Regions from separate parts of the Homo sapiens genome. Here region 1 is linked to region 2. The links are chromatin contacts, found by Hi-C or POLR2A ChIA-PET in ENCODE. All regions are on one chromosome and are shown on one strand. The core of a region is the stretch at or near the end of the contact, and the rest is flanking DNA. Distances in the headings are between cores, read along the strand shown. Region 1 overlaps P3H2 (prolyl 3-hydroxylase 2). Region 2 overlaps TPRG1 (tumor protein p63 regulated 1).

What was found. Hi-C counts contacts between places; a loop is a spot of excess contacts on that map. ChIA-PET counts read pairs that join two places held with the same protein, here RNA polymerase II (POLR2A). Pooled maps may share reads with other maps.
Region 1: a loop to region 2 is called in a map of CD8-positive, alpha-beta T cell, with 7 times the contacts of the local background. The contact joins two enhancer-like sites. A Hi-C loop is called at or near these places in 19 of 168 maps with a recorded cell type or tissue (CD8-positive, alpha-beta T cell, GM11168, GM12878 and 13 more) and 7 of 50 pooled maps. POLR2A ChIA-PET finds 5 or more read pairs at or near these places in 3 of 52 experiments (H1, MCF 10A and OCI-LY7).

Annotation. Positions count from the first base shown.
Region 1 is chr3:189,958,900-189,965,784 of GRCh38, reverse strand. P3H2 (prolyl 3-hydroxylase 2) reads left to right here. Exons shown (of 15, transcript NM_018192.4): 14 at 1,687-1,827. Among named protein-coding and RNA genes, the nearest start is that of MIR944, 130 kb to the right of the region's middle. Within about 2 kb of position 4,089, at least 4 of the 41 ENCODE cell types and tissues checked have a DNase peak (open chromatin) inside an H3K27ac peak, as active enhancers do.
Region 2 is chr3:189,270,723-189,278,201 of GRCh38, reverse strand. The region is part of intron 4 of TPRG1 (tumor protein p63 regulated 1); the gene reads right to left. Among named protein-coding and RNA genes, the nearest start is that of TPRG1-AS2, 34 kb to the right of the region's middle. RefSeq lists an enhancer at 5,078-5,267. Within about 2 kb of position 4,306, at least 4 of the 41 ENCODE cell types and tissues checked have a DNase peak (open chromatin) inside an H3K27ac peak, as active enhancers do.

The sequences.
Region 1 (6,885 bases), core at 2,840-5,339, 690 kb before region 2:
CAAACTCCTGACCTCAGGTGATCCACCTGCCTTGGCCTCCTAAAGTGCTGGGATTATAGGCGTGAGCCACCACGCCCGGCCTCAGAAGTCTTTTCTATCCTACTTCACAGGTTTTACCTTTCACTTATTTTGCTGCTTCTATGTGGAAATGTACAAATTCCTTCTCCAGAAAAACAGAATCACATTGATACTGAGGACACGACTAACTCGTGAACTCTCTAGATTTACATCAGAACAGTTGCCTTGGTAAAGCTGTTTAGGAAAAGCAATTCCAGCAAAGACAAATCACTCTTCAGTTATTGTGAGTAGAAGAGTAAAAAGAAACTGACTGCTTTTTTTCTGCTCTTCCCTTTAACACTCACACACAAGTCACATATACACACACATGCAGACTCACACAGACATAAACACACACACATGCCCACATAAACACATATGCACCCACCTGTCTCTCTGGCTTTCCGACTCCTCCACCTACCTCTTACCTTCCATATGTAGTCACGTAGTCCGGGAGTACCTATGTTATGTAGCAACCAAGGACTTTAGGAAATTTTTCAAATATTCTTCCTGAAGCTAGCAGTGAAAAACCAGCCAGCTCATTTTATGCAGAAGGAAACCAAAGATTTACGGGCATATGTCAACTCAAGTCAATTCAGAAAATGGCTAGTGAGAACCAGTCCATGTTCTCACCTAGTAAAATGGCTAGTGCCACTTTTTTTTGGTTTTACTTTACTTTTCTGAACTATACAGAGGAATGAATAAAGTTTCTGTATTTCCCAAGAAAGACAAAATGGATTCTACTCACATGAGACACTTCTTTAAACACAGAAGCAAGGCCTCTAATATTCAGTTGCTTAAGCTCATTCAATTTGAAGAGGCAGCTTGTTTGATCTTCTACCCTGGCTCAGTGAGCCCAGCAGTATTTCTTTTTCTCTCACTACACTCTTCTACCTAAACGCTGTGGACAGCTCCACCTGAGCAGTGCATAAGCTGCGAAGGACTGTGTCAGTCTTAAAACACTTAAGGGTGATGGCGAATAGGCCACTCCAAGGGGTGTCGTGTTCTCACCACTAGAGATGTTCAAACAATGCCTAAACGACCACTGGGAAACAATAGTGTAAAGGAAATGAAATATCATACAGAATTATGACTTTTAAAAATGTTTGTATTGTGAAAAGCACATAAACCATGAATGTACAATTTAAAAATTAGAAAGCGTATACGCTCATGTAACCACTACCTAGATCAATAACAACTTTTCCAGCACTGCAGATGTCCTGTTTGTTTGTTTGTTAATTACACAAGTATGGAATGGACACCTACCTTGTATCCGGATGCTTTGCTAGTGCAAAAGCTACAGAAATGAATTATGAGAGGAAAACTTTGCCTTCTTTGAATTTGCAGGCTATCATATATATAGCATGTATTGAATGATTACTATGTATGTGGACTTTGCTACACGTTTTACTTGAACATCTTTTTATTTTCTGAGGTATATATTATTTTGACCTTACCTTTGTTTTACGGGTGAGAAAATTGAGATAATTTACATCATCTTCAATCCCAGGATTCCTTTATTCTTCGCCTCAGGCCTTAACTCAAATAATCTCATAGCCAGAGAAGCAGGAGTTGTGGAAATGTTTATGATACAACAATTGAAAGTCTAATTTTTGCTTTCTTTCTCAGGCCTCTATAAAACCAAAATGTGGGCGCATGATCAGCTTCTCATCTGGAGGAGAGAACCCTCATGGGGTGAAGGCAGTCACCAAGGGAAAGAGGTGTGCTGTGGCTCTGTGGTTCACCTTGGACCCACTTTATAGAGAATTGGTGAGTTTCTCACCCGCCCAGAAAGCCAATTAGGCTTGCTTCATGAACTGCTTTATCTGAGAAGTCCTTTAAATTGCTTCGTCTGAGGAAAAGAAGAGGGTAAAGGCAGTTCTTAATCAGATATGTTCTAGTAAGTGAAGATGTTTGTAGAAATAGCTGTGTCAATGATATTTGATAGTCACTAATCTGTCTTGAGCTTATTAACAAATTGTAAGGCTGGGCGTGGTGGCTCACTCCTATAACCCCAGAACTTTGGGAGGCCGAGGTGGGCAGATCACTTGAGGTCGGGAGTTCGAGACCAGCCTGATCAACATGCTGAAACCCCATCTCTACTAAAAATACAAAATTAGCTGGATGTGGTGGCATGCGCCTGTAGTTCCAGTTACTCGGGAAGCTGAGGCAGGAGAATCGCTTGAACCTGGGAGGCGTAAATTGCAGTAAGCCGAGATCGCACCACTGCACTTCAGCCTGGGCAACAGGGCAAGACTCTGTCTCAAAACAAAAACAAAAACCAAAACAACTCTGTGGCATCAGGGAGGAATCACTTTTTATTGGTCACCCAGAAGACGGATTTGTTTTCTCGCAAATCATAAGAAATAGTATTGAATCATTTATGAAACGTATTTGAAAGAGGGCAAGGAAACCTAAAAGATTATTATTACTTATTACTGTTATTACATTAAGTATTTCAATATTATTATATGCAAACTAGCTGAGGACACTTAGCTAGGAGGAGACCATGATCTCATCGTTTTGGAAGCCCGTGGGCAGATGTCATAGTCTCCACCTGTGGAGCTGCAGCGGTATGAATTAAGACCAATGGGTAGAAGCCCTGGAGGGAAAATTTGGGCTCCACACAAGGAATAACTTTCAAATAGTCACCACAGTTTGGCAGAATTGTCTGCTTTGGAAGCACTGATTGGATGGCTCCAATCAAAGCCCAGGCAACTGCTTAGCATGGAACGCTGAAATGGAATCTAAAACATCGTAGCAGAGGCTTAACTGGATGACCTCCAAATCTTCTCCAGCCCTAAGTATTGATGAAGCTATGAAATTCTATTCTTAAAACTGGCATTCTATCCAGTTTTCCTTGTTAGGTTCCTAAGTTGAATCCAATTTCATCAGAAACTATTTAAAAATAATGCGTTTTTCTCATATACTTTTCACCATCAAATCTAACTTACAAAGTGTTTCCCCACATTCCCTAAGCCATTCTTTCACATATTTTACAAAAGACCTATTGTGACCTTTTATTGTACAGAAGAGCTATTATTATCTGCCTTGGAAACTCTGCTAGATAGGCCCTAGGGGTAGAAGGGTGAACAGAACAAGGTCCTGGACTATGAGGAGCTTGGACAGAACAGCTAGTAAATACGCTGTAAGAAGAGAACAGTATATGTTTTGTAGCAGGGAATCAAGGAAGACTTCTATAAGCTCAGACCTAGAAGCAAAGACGATAGCCAGGCATAGAAAAAATGGCCCTGGCTGGGCGTGGTGGCTCACGCCTATAATCCCTGCACTTTTGGAGGCCTAGGTGGGTGGATCACCTGAGGTCAGGAGTTGGAGACCAGCCTGGCCAACATGGTGAAACCCCATCTCTACTAAAAATACAAAAATTAGCCTGGCGTGGTGGCACGCACCTGTAATCCCAGCTGCTCGGGAGCCTGAGGCAGGGGAATCGCTTGAACCCAGGAGGTGGAGGCTGCAGTTGCAGTGAGCTGAGATCACTCCACCACACTGTAACCTGGGCGACAAGAGTGAGACTCTGTCTTAAAAAAAAAAAAAAAAAAAAAAAAGAAGAAGAAGAAAAAGAAAGAAAGGCCCTGACAAAAGGACCAGAGCACAGAGTCCTGAAAACCTCAAGGGAGCAGCAAACAATTGCCTTCCCCTATCATTACTTTATATCCTGGTATTTTCCATCTCCAAAATGTTAGCATTCCATCAAAGCATTTTTTTTTAAACTAAGGAACCTATGTCAATGGGTAGACAGTGAAGATAAAATTATTGAAATATTACCTCACTATTCTAGTATTCAATTCAGCAGACATTTAATCTATTTCATCATTCAGTATCCAAACTCCCTTTTCCAAGGTATTGTTCTCTCAAAATAAGCTAACACAAAGTAAGTTCTCTTTGCTCCTTTGTAATAGGAAACATCAACGCCAGCGTCCCTTCCTCTGATGGAAAAGTACTAGAAAACCTCTCCAGTCTTCAGGCCGTAGCGGCATCTAGTGGCCACAGTGGGAAATGACCAGAACTTTTTCCTCAGCTAAATTAGCCCAGGCTGTGAATCATTCTTTGCTACACGTGGAGATCATCTATTGATCGTTACAAACTACTAACATCTGTGTTTCAGGAGTTTTAAGAGCTCCCCAGGTGATTCTAACGTGCAGCAGCAGAGTTTGGGAGTTCCTGGCCTAGACGTCTTTTTGCAGATTGAATCTCAGAAAAAAAAAATGCCTACCTATGAACAAGTCATTAGAGCTGGCCGATTCTCATGCTTATTATGAATTACTTTAAAGGGTCTCAGTTCTCAAGGAGTATTTAGCAACATCCTTTTAAGGATGCAAGGATGTTCGAAGCTTCATATATATTGGTTCCAGCTCTTGAATTTCTTTCCCTTAATGAGAAACAAGATTACAATCATTTCTTGTGGTCAACAGATGTGAAAGCTTTGTATGTGTGTCGATTTGTTAAGTATCAGGATTGTTTTCCTTGGCCGGGCACGGTGGCTCAGTCCTGTAATCCTAGCACTTGGGGAGGCCGAGGCGGGCAGATCACCTGAGGTCAGGGGTTCGAAACCAGCCTGGCCAACATGGCGAAACCCCGTCTCTACTAAAATTACAAAAATTAGCCAGGCATGGTGGCATATGCCTGTAATCCCAGCTACTGGGGAGGCTGAGGCAGGAGAATCACTTGAATCCAGGAGGTGGAGGTTGCTGTAACCCGAGATCGCACCACTGCACTCCAACCTGGGCAACAGAGTGAGACTCTGTCTTGAAAAAAAAAAAAAAGATTGTTTTCCTTATATTTGTAAAGTAGTACTTGGGCTTTTTATTTAGATGTGGCAGCAACTTAATTTTCTGTTATTTAGTATATCTAGTCCTTTTAGTTGCCTTTTTGTAAACATTTTTTATTACAAGCTCTTGCATGAAAGGGGCTTTGTTTTCAATTCATAAAATAGTTATTTATTTAACTTACTGTGCGCAGGCACTGTGTTAAAGACCGCCTATGGGGAATGCACACTAGTAGGATATAATTCCTATTTTCAAGGAGCTTGAAGTCAAATTGGAGAAATAATACAAGGACCCAACTAATTAAACCACAAGGCAAGTTTTGGTAAGAATCCTTAGCAGCAAATGCGTGGTTTGAGGGATATCAAAAAGCAATCCAAAAAGGCTTCTTTGAGGAGATGGCATTTGAAAAAAAGCTTTAAAAGATCAATTTCTTTAGGGAGAGGCATTTTAGACAGAGAAAGGCTTCATCCATTTACACATTTACTCATCAAAGAAAATAGAACTCTTGCCACATGTCAGTGGCTTTTCTGAGCACTGAAAATACAGTAGTGACCAAGAAGATAAGATGCCCTGCTCTTCTGGAGCTTACATTCTAGTGGAAGGAAACAGATCCCAAAAAAGTAAAAAATAAATAAATAATCGAGAGATTTTTCACACGGTGACCAATGATGTGTGGAAAATGGAACAAGACAACTGATTCTGGAGTGAAAGGGTAGGAGCGGCAAATTGTGAGGCCTCGCCAAACAAGTGGCATGTGAGCTGAAACCTAATAAATTAGAAGTCCACTAGGATAAATGTCTGGAGGAGAGTATTCCAGGCAGAGGACAAGCTGCAAAGGCCCAGAGACAATAAGATGTTTGGAGTCACCAAGAAACAAAGAAAGCCAGAGCATCTGGAATATGGCAGACAAGAGGGAGAGTGGCTTCAGTAGAGGACGTGGAGGCGGCAGGAGTCGGATTCCACAGGCTGATTGGGAAATGCGAATTGTATTCTAACTAGTGGAAAGTCATGTAGTCCCCACACCCCAACACACACACACACACACACACACACACACACACACACACACACACACACACATATCTCCTCCAGTCCTGGAGAGTTACAGGATACAGAAGATTACTTTAGCTAACATGTGGTCTTGGACTGGAGTAGTAATAGAGAAGGTAAAAAGAGATGGAAGATTTGAGATACAATTTGGAGGTAGACCAGCTGCACCTGCTGATGGATTAATGTGAGGAATAAAAGAAAGCGTAGAATATAATGGGAGCATCCAGAGAAACACTTAATTCAGAATCGGATTAGGGAATTCTTTTGAAAGTGTTACATTCAGGGAGCTTGAGGTAAGTTAAGAAGTTGGAATATAAGGTGAGGAGAAGGGAGGCAAAATAAACCTAAAGAAGAGAGAAAGGTATGAATAAGAAGAGAGAACAAACACCACATATTCTCACTCATAGGTGGGAATTGAACAATGAGAACACATGGACACAGGAAGGGGAATATCACACTCTGGGGACTGTTGTGGGGTGGGGGGAGGGGGGAGGGATAGCATTGGGAGATATACCTAATGCTAGATGACGAGTTAGTGGGTGCAGCGCACCAGCATGGCACATGTATACATATGTAACTAACCTGCACATTGTGCACATGTACCCTAAAACTTAAAGTATAATAATAAAAAATAAATAAATAAATAAAAGAAAAAAAAAAGAAGAGACAGGTGTAAAGCAACTTCTTATAAGCACACCAAGAAAAGTAGACCTGAAACTTCAAGCAGTAGGGACCCATTGAAGAGCTGTGAGTAGGAAAGAGATATAATCAGATATAAGCCAGTAGGATTCATTAGAAGCATGTGAGGGTGAGTAGTGAAACAGCGAGAGCAATTTGGAGGCTGCGGCAGTAATTAAGAGATGATGAGGGCTTACAATGGTGGCTCTCAAGAGGGAGCGATTGGCCGGGTGCAGTGGCTCACTCCTGTAATCCCAGCACTTTGGGAGGGCGAGGCGGGTGGATCACCTGAGGTCGGGAGTTTGAGACCAAG
Region 2 (7,479 bases), core at 3,057-5,556:
TTTAACTCTACAAAGGCAGAATATTGTGGAAAGAAAAGCCACCAAGCCTAATCAAGCAACAAAGGGCATGTGGAAGGAGCATGGTGGCAGAGGCTTTAACATCCTGCATAGGAGTGGAAGTCCTCTGGAAAGAGGGTTGATCAGCCTGCAGACACAAAGCCTGAGAAAGGAAATGATGTAATGCTCACAAATCTGAAAGGTGCTTATGGATACAAAGAAATAGGCTTCGACGTGGCTTCAGAGGCAAAAGAAGCACTGATGAATCAGATTTGTAAAAACAGAAGTTTGTAACAGCTATATCTTATTTAAAAACAGAATATGCTGGCTGAGGAGGTAGTGAGTTCCCCATTTTTGAGTAAGTTGAAGCAGACACCAGTTTCCATCCTGCCAGCTAACATAATAGTGATTCCAACAATGTGGGATTGGACTCGTAAAGCTGTAAAATACATTTGAATTCATGGATTGATGCTTCTCATGCTCCTTAATATATTAATTTTCTTTTTTGGATTTAAGTTGCCTATACATAATTCCAACAATTATCTTTCTAATTAATTAATTGACTTTCAGCACTTCAAGACGTTAAACTTTGATTTAATCTTCTCTATTCTGTATACTGTCCAAACGTGTTCACTGCAAACATCTGATGAGTGACACATTTTGATTTGGTAAGACTTGAATCAAAAATGAAAAAACACATTTTAAAAAATGAAGCTTTTTTCTAATAGCATAGAGCTGTATTTATTCTGATTCTTAATCTTATTGACTGCATTTTTTCCACCAAACTATCAGACCACCCAAATCAATTCCTCTCTTTATTTTGAATTTACTGTTTTTTGAAATATGTATGTGGTTTTGAAATTCCCCTGGGATCTTATGGTATGAGGTGTTGTGTGCGTATGTGTGTGTTTAAGGTGTCTCCTTTATAGCTTGATAATTATGTTTGGAGTAAGTGCAGCATACGGACTTACCCCCATCACACACTCAATGCTTTAAAAGCCCTTGGAGGGCTGGGGATTGTAGGGAAAGCTGCCTTGGTTGGGCAGAAAGCCACATGGCTGCACATTTCTCACAGACCTCCTGTTCCATGTTACTTCCTCTATCTTTCTGTTGCCAAACCACCACAGTTCAGCTAATTCCTCCTCGAGCAGCGTCTCACCCAGTGCTGCAATTATAGTGGAGACAGAAATGGAGTTAGAAATGAAGTAACAAGGAGGCAAAGAGAGGAGGCTACTATGATTCATCCCGAAAGCATCTGGAGTCATTAAAAAATATATACGTTGTCCAGTAATCACTCATTTTATCCACTAACTAAAAAAAAAAGAAAGGAGGAAGAAATGAAAATTAGGTGTTTCGAAAAACCCTGCCTCTCTTGGTCTCTTCCCAAGGAAGCAGCTTGCTTAAGGGGGCATGTATATGTTCCAAGCAGAATGCCAAACCTGTCATCATAAATAATCCCAAGGTATTATTTAGAACAGCCATGAGCCAAGCCAAGGAAGAGACTAGGGATTGTTAACAATGTCTTGTTTTTACACTTTATGATTAATACACATGATCTATTAAGCTTTTCCTAAAATGAAATCCCTTAGACATCAGTACTTTAAAGCATGCTTGAGGCAATATTTGGGCACTTGTCTTATGACTTGGAATTTTCCAGGAGAAAAAAAGGAGGAAAACCATGACATCAGAGCCCAAGAATTTTTGCTCACAACTCAATTTTATGGGAAGTTGCCTATTCTGCTTTCTAGTAGTCACTCAACACTAAATTTCACACAATTCCTTTGAAACCAGCTTCTCCTGACTGCCACATGCCTACTAATGACATCCTTCTTCCCCCTTCAGAATTCCAGTCTTATCCATTTTAACTTTTTTAAAATGCTCTTCCACTTCTGCAATTCCAACCACAACCCCCTACTTCCAGCACCAAATCAAGATCTGCTGTTGTGCCACATCCATGGGGGCCACCACCTCTTCATCTTCACAGCCATTTCCATCGCTCAGCCTTTCATTCCCTCTTACCAATTCTATCGTGGCAGCCTCTTCACTGGCCTCCCTTCACACCCTCCTTACCTTGCCTTCCCCTCTCAGTGTTCCTTGTGTTATCATCACATATACTGTTTCAAGAGTCTTATTGGAGTAGCACTTCTCATTTTTTTTGCATCTAGAAAGCCCTTAACCAACCAATGCTTAAGGTTCACTTCCTTTAAGAAGCTTTCTATGATTCCCCTAGGTGTCTGAACAAGATATCCCTACAATACTTATGAAAATTATTGTATTTGCCTCTCTTCCCCACTGAAGACTTTGAGGTATGAGATTGTCTATTTTCTTTGAATCCTCAACAGTTTACATAGTGATGGACCTATAGAGGGCATGGCAAAATCTGTGTGTGTTTGTGTGTGTGAAATAACAATTGGATGCCCTTCCTCATTTAAAATGGATGCATTTCCCTATTTAAAATACAACAGTAGCTTTATTGCCACCAAGAAAATACAAACATTTTACACTGGCATTCAAAGCCTCTCCTATTTGCCCCAATCTCTAACTTTATCACATCCACAATACCTTCATTATATTCAAGCAAAACCACATCTGCTGATTGTTCTCTGAATTTCTTTCCTGACCATATGGCTTTATTCTTGCTATACCTTCTCCCTGGAATAGCCTTTCCCTCTAACCCTTTCTTCACATCCCAACTTCCCACCTGTTACTATCTTCCAAAGGTCTCGTCTTATACTATTTCCTTTGTGTTGCCCAGATGCAGTCACAACTGTATGAATTCTCTTTATTGTCAATTCGTCTCCACTGGCATATCCTTATTGCACCTTATAATATAGCTGTATATATACTTGACTTATCCTTGCTACTAGAGCATGTAGTAGTTATAGCAGGAACTGTGTTGCTTGGCTCTATATGACTAAAACATCTAAAACAGGGATGTACACATATTCATGCTCATTGCATGGTTATTCTATTAAGATTGTTTGGATCTGTATTGAAATAACACTGTATGTATGCTGTTTGTTGTTTAAGTCAAGTTGTCAAGTAGAAGATTGATTTGAAGTTCAGCTAAAAAGAAAAAGGCCTCAGACTTCACTGCAGGTGATTCTGTTCCCTTCTACTTAGAGCAATCAGAAGACATAAATACATGCAGTGCCTTAACCTCAATAAATATTTGATGAATGCATGGTTTTGTGGATTACAATTGTTAGTCAATAATGACTTCATACACACACACACACACACACACACACACACACACACACACACACTCATTACATTATCAAGAAATGCCCTTGGGAAAACTTAGTGATTCTTGTTTATTATTTATTTTTATAAGAAAAAAAAAGCACAGGTCAAAATTCAATTTAAGGTGGGAATTAACTGTTCATATGCTTTTAAATGTTATCAAAATTAATTGATTATCTTCAAATGTTTTTAAATTGGTAAGAAATACCTATTTCCAAGTTGAGGGACAAGCCTCACCTTTTTCAGTCTAGGGAAAAGAGAGAAGGTAGCAAATCCTGGAGATTATTTTGCAAAAATTTGAATCAGTGGTCAAAGTTTACTGAAAGTACATTAGAAATTCTGTGCTCTGATACCAGAGTCACAGAGAAGTCTCAGTGCTACTATCTGGGCCCTACCCTCGATTACTACTCACCCTACTACACACAAGAGTCATTCAAATCCCAAAAATCAGGGAAGTCACCGTCCCTTTTAGTCTAAGTTCTTATTTAAGTTCTGTACAATATAAAAACTCCCAAGAAAGAGTGGCTTTGACTGTAAAATTTTATCCAAACAGGCTGAACAAACGGCAATTACATTTTTCCCAATCCAGGAAAAATAATATTTTATGTAACTGGACCTAGAGACTAGATTGCATATTCCATCGTTAAGAGATTTCCCTCCAATGATAGTGAGATAACCCACTCAGCCAAAATTTTCATTTCATTTTAGCTCTAAGAAAATTATCAGAGCTTAGCTGAAGTAGGTGGGAGTAATGCCTATCCCATTTCTCACAGGCTCATCAGACTCTGAGGTCAGGGTCATTAGCCTTTTTCTAAAAATCACTCCATGGATCAGTGAAAAAAAAAAAAATCTGGGTTCCGAGAAGTTAAAAGATAAAGAATTTGAGGTATTAAGACAGTTGGGGTACAAAATAGCCTGTCATGAGGCCATTCAACATAATTTTTTCACTGGCTTCCAGACAAATACAACATTATTTCCACATAGGAGTGGGCAGACACTCCCTTAGTCATCTTTGTTGTCCTGGTCAATGGCAACATACCTGGGGGCAACTTCCAATGTGCCTGTGTACATTCACAATTTCTGTGGGTTTCTGTAAGCATGCTTTTCATTTAATGATTGTTGAGAACATTTCAGGCACAAGCTAAGGGACAGACCAATATAGGCCTATGGCTTGGAAGAGGGGTAGAGTGAGACATGAGAAAGCCCAGACACAGGGAGAATAAAGCACTGATTTTCAACTCCAGGCCAACCAGGGATGAGGAGAAATAAAGGAGGAAATACTGGGCCAGAGCTATCAAATGAGTGCATTCACTGCTTTTTTGGAAATTCCAAAGACTAAATAACATGACAGGATGCTATTTGCATTCTCTACTATGGCTAATAAATTAAACTTGTCCAATGTTACGTAGGGACAATATCAGCAAAACTGGGATTAGAACTCAAGTTTCCTGAGTCTACAACTTCCTGTCACACTGCCTGTCGCATACTCTAAGCACAGTTAGCCTAGTGAGGATGGGAATGAAGGACATAAAAACTTTTGATTTTCAAACTCTCTGCAGTATTTTCCCTGCCTCCTCATCTGAGTGAGGTGCATTTCTCTGCATGGCCACAGTTTTCCATGTTTAACTCCAGCAGCACTTGCCACATCATACTGGAATTGAGATTTTACTTTTCTACCTCTCCAGCCATACAGTAAGCCCTTAAAAAGAAAAATGTTAGCTCTGGAGTGTTTGACAAGTAATAGGAAGTAAATAGTAGTTGAATTAATAAATAGATTCTTGATTCTGTATAGCTACAGAATAAAATACTAGGACCAACAAGTGACAGCTTCAAGAGGAGCTGATTAGAGGAGCTGATTTTCCCTCAACACATTCTAACTAGATTCTACCAGAGTCAGAGAGGCCGAGCAGGAAGCAGTGGATTCTCTTTCACCAGAAGCCTTCAGAGGCTGGATAACCACTTGTCAGGATCACTGGAGAGAAAATGCCTGCTTTGGATGGTCTACTCTTTAGTAATCTATGGCTATTCCATTACAGACCCCAGACCCCATCAGAAATAGAAGAGTCTCTAGCACCACCTTTCTGTAGCTTGGAGTACTTTATAAATGTCTATCCTTGTCTGAGCTGCCTAGTGGACCTACTGATCCTATTTAGTATTGAGCCTTTGTAGAAAAGAAAGAGAGGGAAGGAAGGAAGGAAGGAAGGAACGAAGGAAGGAAGGAAGGAAGGAAGGAAGGAAGGAAGGAGAAAGAAAGAAAGAAAGAGAAAGAAAGAAAGGAAAGAAAGGAAGGAAGAAAGAAACGAAGGAAGGAAAGAGAGAGAGAGAAAGATAAAGAAAGAAAGAAGAGAAGAGAAGAGACTTGGCAGAAGAAGTCTGTGGTTGGGAAGTCAGCTTAATCTTCTACTACTGAGCTGATTTGAAGAACGAGACTTGCCCAGATTTCCTGAGAAGCACTTTACAGACACAATAAGCAACAGTCTCGATGTATATTAGTAGGAAAAAAAAATACACACAAATTAAATCTGAAAGCTCATCAGAAACTTATAGCTCACCTGAACTATCATACTGAGGCCTCAAAAGGAAACTCATCTAGAATCACACAGCCAGTCCTGGCAGAGTTGGCACAAAATTCTGCTGATTACAAGGCCAGAATTCTTTTCATTACCCAATGCTGTGAAGCCCACTATAATATAACACTTAATTATACAGGTTCAGGAATACAAGTCAAAGCAGATCCCAAATATAATAATAGATGCTTGCATTACATATGGGAAAAGCATGCTATAACATGGTTAAACGATGACATGAATAAATTATAAAGGGATTGATTGCACTGTGTTTTTCCCATCAAGAACTAAGTTGTACTCCTATATCATGTGGGACATCTGTGCTGTAAACTATAAAACACATGATTTCATTAGAATCCAAAACAAATGGATTGGGGCATCAGCGCGTATAGGAAAGGCAGAGTGCACAAACACCACATTAGGCTTTTCGATATACCCACTCTTTTAGACTGACCAGATACCAAGCAAAGTAGTTGCTTTTTATCTCTATTTTTACAGATGAGATCGGACTTAGAGCTACGGAGAAGTTAACATGTCATCATACCACAAGTACACAAGTAAATGAGAATCGGGATTCAAATCCACACTTGTTTGGTTCCCAAGCACATGCTTTTCCCCAAAAGATCAGGATACCTCAGTCGTCCATGTCTCTGTAAATGTGTTTAACTTTACATAAGTCACTTTCCCTCTTTGGGTCTTAGAAACTCTCTAAGGTCTTTTCTAGTTCTAGAAGTTCCTCTGATGCAAATATTCAAGACTTGAGAAGAAGTTCTTGTGTAAATTCTATCCAAAAATAAACAATGTAAAACTTACGCATGCACAATACCCAAAATATCTAGATTACTTTCTTTTCTATTTTCTGCTATGGCACATTTATCAAGATTTGTCTGAATGTTGGCACCCACTGAGGGCCTTCAGTAAAGAAACAACATATTCACAGTTCCTTTATGTGCATGTGGGCAAGCTTAAGTTAGACATATACTATATGCAAGACTCTGCAAACAGCTGCAGATGAGACAGGCATCATCATAAACACAGGCAGGAGTCAACTAGTGCTGACAGACAAAGGCCATCATGTGAATAGAGGCCATCTCAACTCTGCACTCAGGTGGGCTGTTTCTCTACCTTTGAGCCAACTGATTTTATAAGATTGCCCATGTATTCGTCTAAAGCAACCCATCCCTTCAAGGCACTGTGTTACAGTAGAAAACGCCCTACCTCACCTAGGAATAAAGAAACCCAGCTCTACCGTCATTTCCCAAGGACTTTAGTAAAGTGACTTCACATTCTAGTGGGCCTCAGTTTCTTCCTTTTTAAAATCAAAAGTCAACCACTCTCCTGCCTTCACTATGAAAGTGTGTGTGTGTTTGTGTGTGTACCCAATCAAATAATGAGCAAGCAAAGCCCTTGCAGATTCCAGGATGCTAACGTATCATGAGCATAAAAATAGAAATGAGATTTAGATTTTTGCTGCTGGCTTTATTATTATTATTATCATTATTTTGAGTAGTCTCATGGTAGGAAAAAACATGTTTCAATGTCATACGGATCTGTGTTTCATCTCAGGTAAAGCACTGGCTAGCTTTGTGGCCTTCAGGATGTTTGTTAATCTTTCTCTGCTTCAGTTTCCTCAGCTGCAAATGGACATAATGGCACCCGATAGTGATGA